3 separate regions of the Homo sapiens genome follow, and regions 2 and 3 are each linked to region 1. The links are chromatin contacts, found by Hi-C or POLR2A ChIA-PET in ENCODE. All regions are on one chromosome and are shown on one strand. The core of a region is the stretch at or near the end of the contact, and the rest is flanking DNA. Distances in the headings are between cores, read along the strand shown. Region 1 overlaps CASC15 (cancer susceptibility 15). Region 2 holds the start of CASC15 (cancer susceptibility 15). Region 3 overlaps CASC15 (cancer susceptibility 15).

Region 1 (3,323 bases), core at 298-2,797:
AAAATCTCAGAATTGTGTGCACTCAAAAACTGTGCAGCCCTGTTGAAAACATTTCTTGTAATATTATCTTATAATAGTTACATCTACCTGCACACTGTCTCAAAATAACTTTAGTGTCACAATAATTTTGGTTGAGCTCAACAACGTTCTTTTATCTTTCTAAGCCATATTCATTTCTCAGGGATGATTACAGAATTGGTTAATTTGAAAGAGTTGTAGCATAAATATTGTGACTCATGAAATGTTTTTAGTACTTGTTTTAGACTTTCATTTCCTTTGGTCATGCTCTTGTGGGAGATTTAAGCAGTAATAGCATTTTCATTTTTCTTTCCTGCATTCCTTACCCATGAGAAGGTAATCTTTAATACACTGTTTTTACTTAGTAAGTTCTGGTGTTTTAAAGAAATGGGTTTTTTATTCAATCATAATTTATTGAACACCTACTAAGTGCCCAGCACAGAATCAGATGTTAATCTAACATAATTTTCCTTTTTTCAAATGGTCTTATTTGATTTTTTAAAAAATGGATATTAATGTACACTAGAATGGAGATTTTTGTTTACCAGTTATTTGTTGCTATATAAATGTGGGTTAAATTAGTTTTTCTTCCTTATACCACCAACCTTTCAGACTTTTAAAGGAATTACTGTAGAATTAAAATTAATAGATTCCTCAGTACTGGCCAAACTCATGGATTTGTGGCACTTCAGAATAATATTGGCTTTTAATGAACAGAATAGATTTGCATGGAAATGCCAGTTTCAGGGATAGAATTAGAGTTGGGATTTATTTTTTCCCTGAAGATCTGCTTCGAAAATTTGCCCCAGGTGATCTCTGTCCTTGTCCTAGGGTCACTCCAGAATTACCACTTTTTTCTGCTTGCGATTCATAAAGGTAAGAAGGACAAACTTAGTCTGTTTTGTAGTGGAATTGTTATTTTTTTTTAACCTTATCTTTTATTTTCCATGTAAAATTGCTTTTCCCTCTTTAACTACCTCGCATAGACAGGGCAGGTAGAGTGAATGTCAGATGAATTAAGGTAGCACTGAACTCCTTATTTAGCCTGTCAATAGCTGCATGATTGTTTTTGCATGAAATCCCAAGTTCGTATTAGCTGCTCAACTTTCAAACTTTAATGGGGAAGTCAGTCTTTATTCTTCAGTAGTGTATGATCCGTGAATTAAGTTTGTATTATGCCTTCTGTCCCAAAATTTCCTCTCTCTTAGCTTCTCCCTAGCCCCAGAGATCAGTTTCTCTGCATGTGTCAAACTTCCTTTTCTCTCCTCATATTTCATTCTTCCAGGATCTGTAATGTGTCCAAGTTCTCATAGCTCACTTAAAAATGGATGGAGTCCAGAGGGATCAGTGCCGACTTTTCATTAATCTATTAGAGCTTCACATTTACTGGCTTGCGCCAAGAGATGTGGGAGAGGAGGAAAATGAGTAAGATCTCACCTCCTGGAAAGGAGGGTGCCACTGCTTTTTCAGTGGTAGAGTTGCTCCCTTAAAGCAGACTCTCTCCCAGCTGAATTCTGAGCTGAGTGTTACAGAGATAAGTCAGCTTGAATCTGGAGGAGTGAGAGAGTTTGGCTAGGGCCCTGTGACAGCTTTGTGGTCAGGAAAGAATATGTAAATTCACTGAATTCCCAGGCATTTCAGCCCTAGAGGAGAAGGATTAGGGGAATCCAAGAGTCCTGACCTTACTGTGAGACTGAATTATAACTAGAGCCCTTTTTAACTAACACAGCTTGAGTTTCATATTTGAAATAACGCTTAAATCAAAATAGTCTCCACTCTTCCCATATACTGATGGGAAATTTATTAAATGTTAAAGTCTAATCTGAAATCAAATATAGCTTTAAATAAAACTATGCAACATCATTTAGTAGTGTTTATAACTTGAGTGATGACTGTCTGGGCTCAATAACCCAGATAGGAGAAGGAATTCCATGGCCCTCCTTCCCAATCCAGACCTGTCTGGAAGCATTTATTTGTACTAAGTTTTCCAGTCTGAAAGTCTGTGTCATTGTTTAGACTCTGTGTGAATAAACAGACAGAGCAATAAACTTCCTCTTCAGGTGAGGTTTATATCTTTTAAACTAGACTGTGGCCTCTAAGCCATGGCTTTCCTGTAGAGAGGCTGCATAATTCAGTTCTGCAGATGTTTTGGTGAGGCTTTACCATGTGCCCAACCTGCACTGTGTTCTTTTAGGCATAATGATAATTGCAAAGAAACATGGCTCCTAATGAAGTTGTAGTCATTTTTGGGAAAAGTGAGTCTGACACACATTAATTAAGATACCTACTTCAGAAAATCTTAAAATATGTATCATCGAGGGCTGGGCGCGGTGGCTCACGCCTATAATCCCAGCACTTTGGGAGGCCGAGACGGGCAGATCAGGAGGTCAGGAGATCGAGACCATCCTGGCTAACACGGTGAAACCCAGTCTCTACTAAAAATACAAAAAAAAATTAGCCAGGCGTGGTGGTGGGTGCCTGTAGTCCCAGCTACTCAGGAGGCTGAAGCAGGAGAATGGCGTGAACCCGGGAGGCGGAGCTTGCAGTGAGCCAGGATCACACCACTGCACTACAGCCTGGGCGACAGAGCGAGACTCTGTCTCAAAAAAAAAAAAAAATTATATATATATATATATATATATATATATATATACACACACACACACACACACACACACACAATCAAATGTCATCAGTTCAAGCAGATATGCGCTTTGTAGTCAGGAAGAGGAAAAATGAGTGTTGGCTTTAGTTTTGGGGGGAAGTTTGCTGAAATAAATTGGATTTAAGATGATCTGTGCAGAATGTGTTCACTTTTGGGTGCCAGATTTTAATAAAGTTATCATGGAGCTTCCTATTTGGGTATCAGGCATGACTTAACATCTAAACATCAATCCCTACAACCGTAGGCTAGGGCTCAGACCTAGAGTCCTCAATCTGGTCCGGCCTGCCTAAAACCCTTGTTTATTTCCCCAATATGCTGTACAAATGGTATTATTTACTCTGGGTGCATGACATGAATAATAGTTAAGTAGCACTGAATTAGAGGTATTTCTTTGGAAGGCAAAGGGTCTAGAAACCAGGTCTCTTGAGGAATAGTTGAAGGGCCTTGGCATATGAGCTTAGAGCCGAAAAGATTAAGGACAAACAAAATAGTTATTTTCAAACATTGCAAAGACATTTTGTTACAGAACAAGTTTATTTGTTCTACATCAATTTAAGATGCAGCATGGGGCCTGTTGGGTAGATGTACAAGTGAGCACACAAGAATCCAGCTCAAATAAGAGGTTTCTCACGATTAAAAT
Region 2 (3,204 bases), core at 683-3,182, 100 kb before region 1:
GCCGCGGCCCTGCGCGTGGCCGGCGGCCGCTTCTTTATCTCCGACCCCACTGCCCAGTACTGTACGCGTCCAGACTAAAGAAACATCATTCGCTTAAGGGGCTGGGAAAAGCGCGTGCTCCGCTCGCCCTGGCACCGCGGGTCGCCCAGCTCGCAGACTGGGACGGGCGGTGCAAGAGGTGGTGCTCCCTGTCCAGGAGGGGACGCGGAAGAGGGCATCTCTGGTCCCGGGATGCGATTGTCCCGGTTTCTCCTTCTGGCCCACTCGCCGCGCGCACGAACTCTAGGGGAAGTTGGTTGTAAAGTTTCCGAGAGCGGCGTGGGCTGGTGCGAGTGAAGCGCGGGGCGGGGGAGGCGAGGACAGAAGCTCTCCTCGCGGCGTCTTTGTTCTGCTCTGGAGGAGAGACCTTGGCAAGGAGTCGCCGGGCGGGTGCAGGGACCTACCGCCACCACATTCCGGACCCAGCGGGAGCCCTCCTCTTAATGCCCCTCCCCCCGCAAGCCAACCCAGGACATAGCCCCCAGGTCCCCAAGGTTCCGTCTACCTCATCCTTCTACCCCCAAACTTCACCAACCCGAAAGGATTCCAAGTCTGGGATGGGGAGAAAGGAAAGAGGGTGGAGGCAAAGGTGCGCGACGGGCTGGATACCAACTGGAGGGTGGGTGTTCGCATTGAAATGTTTTTTTCTTTTGCCCTAGAAATTGCTTCCCCATGCGGGCCCCTACTCTCTCCCATTTCCCCCACCTCCCTGCTTTCTTTTTCTTCAATTCTAGTGGATCTAGAAGGAAAACGAGTGCTGCTCTGAGTCACTCAGCGAGCTAATGCTATGGCCCGAAGTTGGGATCAGGGTCGAGGGGTGGGGGACCATGTGGATGGGGTCCCAATTCTGGAGGTTGAGAATGACTGGAAGGGACCTGGGGAAGGGTCGGGAGCTGTTCCTGGTCCGAGACACCTGATTTGTCCCGGACAAGGCAGTGGGGGAGGGGAAGGAAAGAGGGGATGCTCGGCTGGGACGTGTCGCGGCAGGGGGTGGAGGATGAGGAGGCGGCCTGGGACCCCGAGTCAGATCTTTGGGGTGAGCACGAGGACGTGGTGTAGGGAAGAGGACGAGTGAGCAGCGCCTGGCTGTAGGGTCAGAGGGCGCCTGGTCATCCTGAGAGCCTTGCCTTCGCAGTTTGAGATTAGGGGAAGTTCGGGGCCTGAGAAGGTGGGCGCGATGCTGGAGCTGGGAATTCTTCCTCGGAGCCCCTGGACCGAGTTGCGCTGCGCCTGCAGCAACAGGTAGCCCCGAGGGATGGGCGGAGGCCCCGGCCGAACCCGGAGCTGGCCTTTGTCCTGCCAATTAGAGGGCTCTCCAGAGGGACAGCGTGGGTGGGGGTAGGTGGGGAAGGGCGGGAGAGGAGTTTCCTAACACTTGGAGCCCCTTTGAGTTGTTCTGTGTATTGGGTGGAGGAGGGTGAATCCGAGAGGAGGGAGGAGGGTGAATCCGAGAGGAGGAAGGAGGATGAAGAGCCTAGCCTGCGCCCCACCTCTGATTGTGTAAGCGCCTTTATCTAGGGTTGACCCCCTACCCTTTGCATTTTGTCTCTTGGGATGACGAAAAATGGACAGAAACTCGACGCCCAAGTGAATGTTTCACATTGATTGGCAGGGAAAGTGCAAACAAAGAGGTGCATCTCCGGGAAACAATGATTTTGGAGATCCCCTGCCCACCACCCCAGACTTGTGCGCGGTGCGGAGGGGGCCAGGGCTGGCATCTCCCGGGGAAAGTTTCGAGCCTGGCAGTGGGAGGAGACCGTCTGGGCAGAGTTGTGATGAACTGGGGACCGAGCAGCCCCAGCTCGCCTCGGAGGTTCCCGAGCCGGGCGGGAGATGCGGGGAGAGGGAGGGGGCGGGGAGGGAGGGGAGGGAGAGAGGAAGAAGGGGTGAGAGGGAGAAACCTGCCGCCGCTCGCCGCCTCTTTGTCTGCTCCGGGACTTGGAACAAAAGGGGGAACTCTGATGAACTCTCTTTCCTCCCCTCTCCCCCGGACGCCGGGGTATCTCCCTCTCGCAACTTTGCCGCCCCGACTTTCTCTGCTGTCAGGCCGGGAAAAAGTGTCCGAACGCCTCGTGGACTGCAGCGGGGGAAATGTCCCTTAAAAGTGCGACGAAGTGGGGAAGAAGGTGAGTGGGGACTGTTGTCTTGTTTACCTCTCTCCCCTCAACTCGCCCCGCTCCCCGCCCTTCGGAGGGCAGAGGAGTAGCCCAGTGGCAAAGTTTGGCTGGTAAATTGTACCTCCTTTCCCCGTTCCCTTCTCTTTTGTTCTTTAAAGAACTCGCGCAATTGTTTCATTTGTTTATTTTTAATAGGCAAAAGCCAAGTAGGCATTTATCTTATGTGCTTCTTTATATGAGGGGCTGGGGGGATGGGGAGGAGGGTTTCAAAAGGGTGGGGTGAGGGGGTATTGCTTCGCGTTCTTCCAGCTGCACTCATGTAGGGATGAATATGCAGAAATTGAGAGGGTCAAGTCCAGCCTCGCCCCCACCCTAGCCCTGACCCTGGTCATGCAAAAGAAAGCGATATGGATATGGGGGTCGTTTGTATAACTTAGCTGTCTGCAGAGCGCTCTGTAGATACCACGCACAATATAAAAACGCTGCAACAATGGAAGGAAGAAAGGTTTGGGTTGGAGGGGATTGGTCCCTTGTGTTAGCGGTCAAGGAGAGGTTTACAACAAACAGCTAAGAGTTCAGAAAGTTTTCTTCGGGGCTGAGATGGGGTGGAGGAAGCCACAGGTTACAGACTGTCAGAGATGCAGGGATGGAGGGGATGGGGCCTGGACCACTAGTTAGAGCCATCCCGTCCGCCCCTTTCAGTTTCACGATCCACCCGGAATAACCCAGGCAATCCTTGGTATCCGTCCTCACCTCTCTCACTTTCCATCACCCCCCGCCCCCAACCCCACTTCAGTGTGTTTGAATAGAAAGCAGAACGTGAGCCCCAGAAGCTCCTCTGACCCAGCCTTCCGCCCCGCCTTTTGTGTTTTAACCTTTTGTTTCTATCTGCCACGCCCGTCCAAAAGAGGGATGGCTGTTTCTGCTGCTGCGGGGTGAAGAGGCAGCGCAGTCCACTCCGTTTTTATAGGCTAAGGAAGACGCCCTAACTTTGTTTCCTAAGTAGCTTAACTTAGGAATGTTTCTAGGTTGGGTCATGCGCGAATGA
Region 3 (3,294 bases), core at 583-3,082, 120 kb after region 1:
TTGAATGCTGGGAAGTCTTTGTTTAAAAAAGTGGTTGCTGTTGTCTAGAATCACAGAGACACTCAGAAGGAATTGGGACTGGATGTGGAGGAAAGACATCATAAAACTTTACATTGAAAGCCAAAGATGTGAAGTTAGGCCTAGTCAAGTGTTAATTCTGAAAGATCAAAACACATCATCCTGGACTGTGAAGGTGTGCCTTCTGTAAGTTAAATGGAATGAGATCTTCTTCAGTGCACCTGATGTCTTGGGAAGGGTGAGTTGAGGCGTGGTGGATGTGAAACATGATCTCATTATAAATGTTCCCATTTGTTTTATGTGTTCAGTTTGTTTTGTGCTATCTAGATAGGAAATCTAAAGGCTGAGAAAATGTCTGCTGTAGACATGGCAGTGATTCTTTGATACTAAATAGTTGGAGGGGAGCCGAGTGATTGCGTGACTTATTTTTAGACAATATAGGGACTCCCTTGCAAAGGGAGGAGTTGGGAAGAATAGACGTGTTAGGAACCAGGTTAGCCTGGAGATTTCTCTGGTTACCTGAAGCTGGAAAAATATTGGAAGAAGAAATTATTCAATGAGAACTCATGCAGACCTGAGTCTCCAGTTATGCCTAAGTGGCCATGTCAGATCTGTGAACCTCTCTGCTGGCTTCTTAACAAACCCATATTTTTACAAGGAAGATGATCTGGGTTAGAGGAATTATTAATTATATTTCAGCTCACAAATTCCTCTTTACTATCACCCCTTTAGCCCCATGTAAACTCTGTTAGGGTTTGGTTAAGTGTAGAAACTGATATGTAAGCAAGAGTAAGAAGATGAAGTCACTTATCTGGAAATTTCTTTAAACCTTTAATTATTGTAAACAAAAGATCTGGTCTCTTTGGAGCTGGTAGTAATGTCTTAGTTTTGTGGCTGTTAGTTTTTTGACTCTATCAGACTGAGTCATTGTTTTATTTGAAGATCTAGAATAACATCATCTACAAAGAAATGATTACAGTAATTGATCTTGATACTGCCTCCTCCTAGTTGTATTTATATAATTATCTAAAAGGGTTTTTAATAGAATTACTGCAACAAGCCTGAAAAAGTCTGTGCTAAGTGGTAACACCTTGAAACAGGATCAATATGATCCCGCCTTCAAGGGGCTTTTGGATTTGTCTAGCCTACTATATGGCTGAGTACTAGACTCAGTTATCCCATTCCTCAGCAAAAGAAACTACAGAAGTTTGAGGGAATATCAGACTCTTGGCACACAATTGACATTTAGTAAACACTTGATAGGCAGTTGGTAGTGGGTGGCAGCATTCACAGATGAATTCTGAAGTAGATGGTGAATGATGCTGAGATTTTCTTTACCAGTCCTGGTGACACTGCCTGAGCTCACATGATAAGATCCTGGTAGAGTAGCATTTATTCTTCTTTTGCAGACTCAGCTAAGAGGACTTTGCAGTTGAGGCTGAATCTTGATCCATGTAGTCCATTCCCGATGGTGCTATTTAGAAGGCCTTTTGTTGTCTGAGCAAAGTTGTCTTCCTGGCCTTACTACTGAATCTTGGCAAAGGATCAATGGGTAAGCCCCATCCTCCAAAGATCTCATATAACATAACTGGTATCAGGACACTGATTACATGCAAGCAGTTCCCACATGAAGAGCTTTAAAATTGAGATTTTTCTTTGAAATTTAAAAGAAGGTGGAATAAAAATGTGCTTGCTTTCCAACATAGATCGATTAGCTGGCACGGAGAGAACACCGGCCTTTGAAATCTATAGGCATCCTGTTGCAGGCCTGACCCAGCTGACCCTGGGAGATTAGTAATGGTCTGTGCAGCCTGCTCTGTCAGCAAGTCTGGCAGGGTGTGCACAGATGGTGCCAGTTGGAGAAAATCACTGCCGAACAGTGCACTAAAGCCTCTGCCTTGGCCATTCTGCCTTGGAGGAGGAGCCGAGAGTGAGACTGGGTGGTTTACAGACGTGTTCCTGCCAAATGCCTTGGAAGAGACCTCAGAGGATACCAGTCCGGGTTTAGGATGCATTTGCTGATTATTACTTAAGTAATGTTTTCTTGTCATAGCTTAGGCCTTCCTGAGTTGTTGGGCATCTGGGATTTTTACAGGGTCTGTGGCCTTGGGGTTGTTCTGAAAGGGAATTTGAAATGAGAACTGATCTCATTCCAAGGAGTCAAGCATAATGCAATACTTGTTTTCCTAGAGTCAATCAGCCTAGGGAAAATGCGAGTAGGCTGGAAGCGGGGAGGAGGAGGAGTCTGAGAGTTTGAGTAATCAACTTAACCCAGGGGTAAAAAGAATTTTATTATAGAAAGCAGCACACATGACCTCTGTCCTTCCAGCTGCCACCAGTTTCTGGGTTGTCGAGTGATACCCTGAAAGTTTACAGTCAACACTCCTTGTGTGGGGTCAGTCCTAGAAATGGCGACGCTGCTCTCCGAAGATAGGAAAGAAAAGGACCTCATTCCATTGAGCCATTGACCGAAATATTTTCTCAACAAAGTTGAACTGAGCTGAAACTGTAAGCCTGTTCTTCCTAATTAGACATTTTATTCTTTGAAAATTCTACTTGGAGTTGCGTTGAAAAGTCAAAGTTGAGGAAATGCATCTTTCTAAAATACTTCCCTCTGAGCTGTATTTCAACAGGTTGAGGACAGGCTGAAAAAATATTAATGTTGAATGAAAGATGTGAGGGTGTCTGGGTGTCTGTAATTACAGAGGGTAACTGAATCAGTGAGTGGACTTTTCCCATTCCCAACTTTTTTGGTATTCTTCCTGCCACAACTTTGTCTTTTAAGTCTCCATCCAGGTTAGTTCTGGCTTTGTAGTTCGTTACTGTTTAACAGACTTGTTTGATTCCTTTTGTGTTGTTTTATGAACTGTGGTGTTGTTTCACTCTGGAAGAATTTTCCTTGGAGATGCTGCTGCTGTGAAATGAGAACTTCTCTTTTGGGTTTTTGAATGACCACCCCCACCCAAAGATACAAAGAAACCTATCGTGTTCAGTGCACTCTAGTGCTTTTGAAATTGGTGTATGGGAGCATGCTCTGGAGGGAGAGCTGAGAGAATGAACAGGGCATTTGCCAACCTCACACAGTGAGTGCAGACTGACACATACAGCAATACTTGCTGGAATCTGGAAGAGAGAGATAGAAAGCACACTTAAATCAGACAGAAGTGTAACTTTTCTTGTTTAATAGAGCATAGCTCAGGCATGATAGCTTTATTGACAAGATGGGAGGCCGAAGAAAGGAGAGAAGTCAAGGATGACTCAAAGTATGAGTTAGGA

Evidence for each region. Hi-C counts contacts between places; a loop is a spot of excess contacts on that map. ChIA-PET counts read pairs that join two places held with the same protein, here RNA polymerase II (POLR2A). Pooled maps may share reads with other maps.
Region 2: a loop to region 1 is called in a map of endothelial cell of umbilical vein, with 2.7 times the contacts of the local background. The contact joins the promoter of CASC15 here to the enhancer-like site in region 1. A Hi-C loop is called at or near these places in 4 of 168 maps with a recorded cell type or tissue (PC-9, endothelial cell of umbilical vein, mucosa of descending colon and 1 more) and 1 of 50 pooled maps. POLR2A ChIA-PET finds 5 or more read pairs at or near these places in 6 of 52 experiments (H1, HEK293, OCI-LY7 and 2 more).
Region 3: a map of endothelial cell of umbilical vein shows a loop between it and region 1 (7-fold over the local background). The contact joins two enhancer-like sites. A Hi-C loop is called at or near these places in 1 of 168 maps with a recorded cell type or tissue (endothelial cell of umbilical vein) and 1 of 50 pooled maps. POLR2A ChIA-PET finds 5 or more read pairs at or near these places in 4 of 52 experiments (A549, AG04450, IMR-90 and 1 more).

Annotation. Positions count from the first base shown.
Region 1 is chr6:21,768,169-21,771,491 of GRCh38, forward strand. The region is part of intron 2 of CASC15 (cancer susceptibility 15); the gene reads left to right. Among named protein-coding and RNA genes, the nearest start is that of CASC15, 100 kb to the left of the region's middle. RefSeq lists enhancers at 1,281-1,894, 2,418-2,917. Within about 2 kb of position 1,548, at least 7 of the 41 ENCODE cell types and tissues checked have a DNase peak (open chromatin) inside an H3K27ac peak, as active enhancers do; they include IMR-90, PC-9 and endothelial cell of umbilical vein, where a contact is called at or near this core.
Region 2 is chr6:21,664,481-21,667,684 of GRCh38, forward strand. CASC15 (cancer susceptibility 15) reads left to right here and starts at 1,933. Exons shown (of 12, transcript NR_015410.2): 1 at 1,933-2,165. LOC124901483 reads right to left here and starts at 1,580. Exons shown (of 3, transcript XM_047419653.1): 1 at 1,572-1,580; 2 at 1,167-1,335; 3 at 61-478. The coding sequence starts at 1,580. The coding sequence ends at 75. RefSeq lists a silencer at 1,198-1,492.
Region 3 is chr6:21,883,784-21,887,077 of GRCh38, forward strand. The region is part of intron 4 of CASC15 (cancer susceptibility 15); the gene reads left to right. Among named protein-coding and RNA genes, the nearest start is that of CASC15, 220 kb to the left of the region's middle. Within about 2 kb of position 1,833, at least 13 of the 41 ENCODE cell types and tissues checked have a DNase peak (open chromatin) inside an H3K27ac peak, as active enhancers do; they include IMR-90 and endothelial cell of umbilical vein, where a contact is called at or near this core.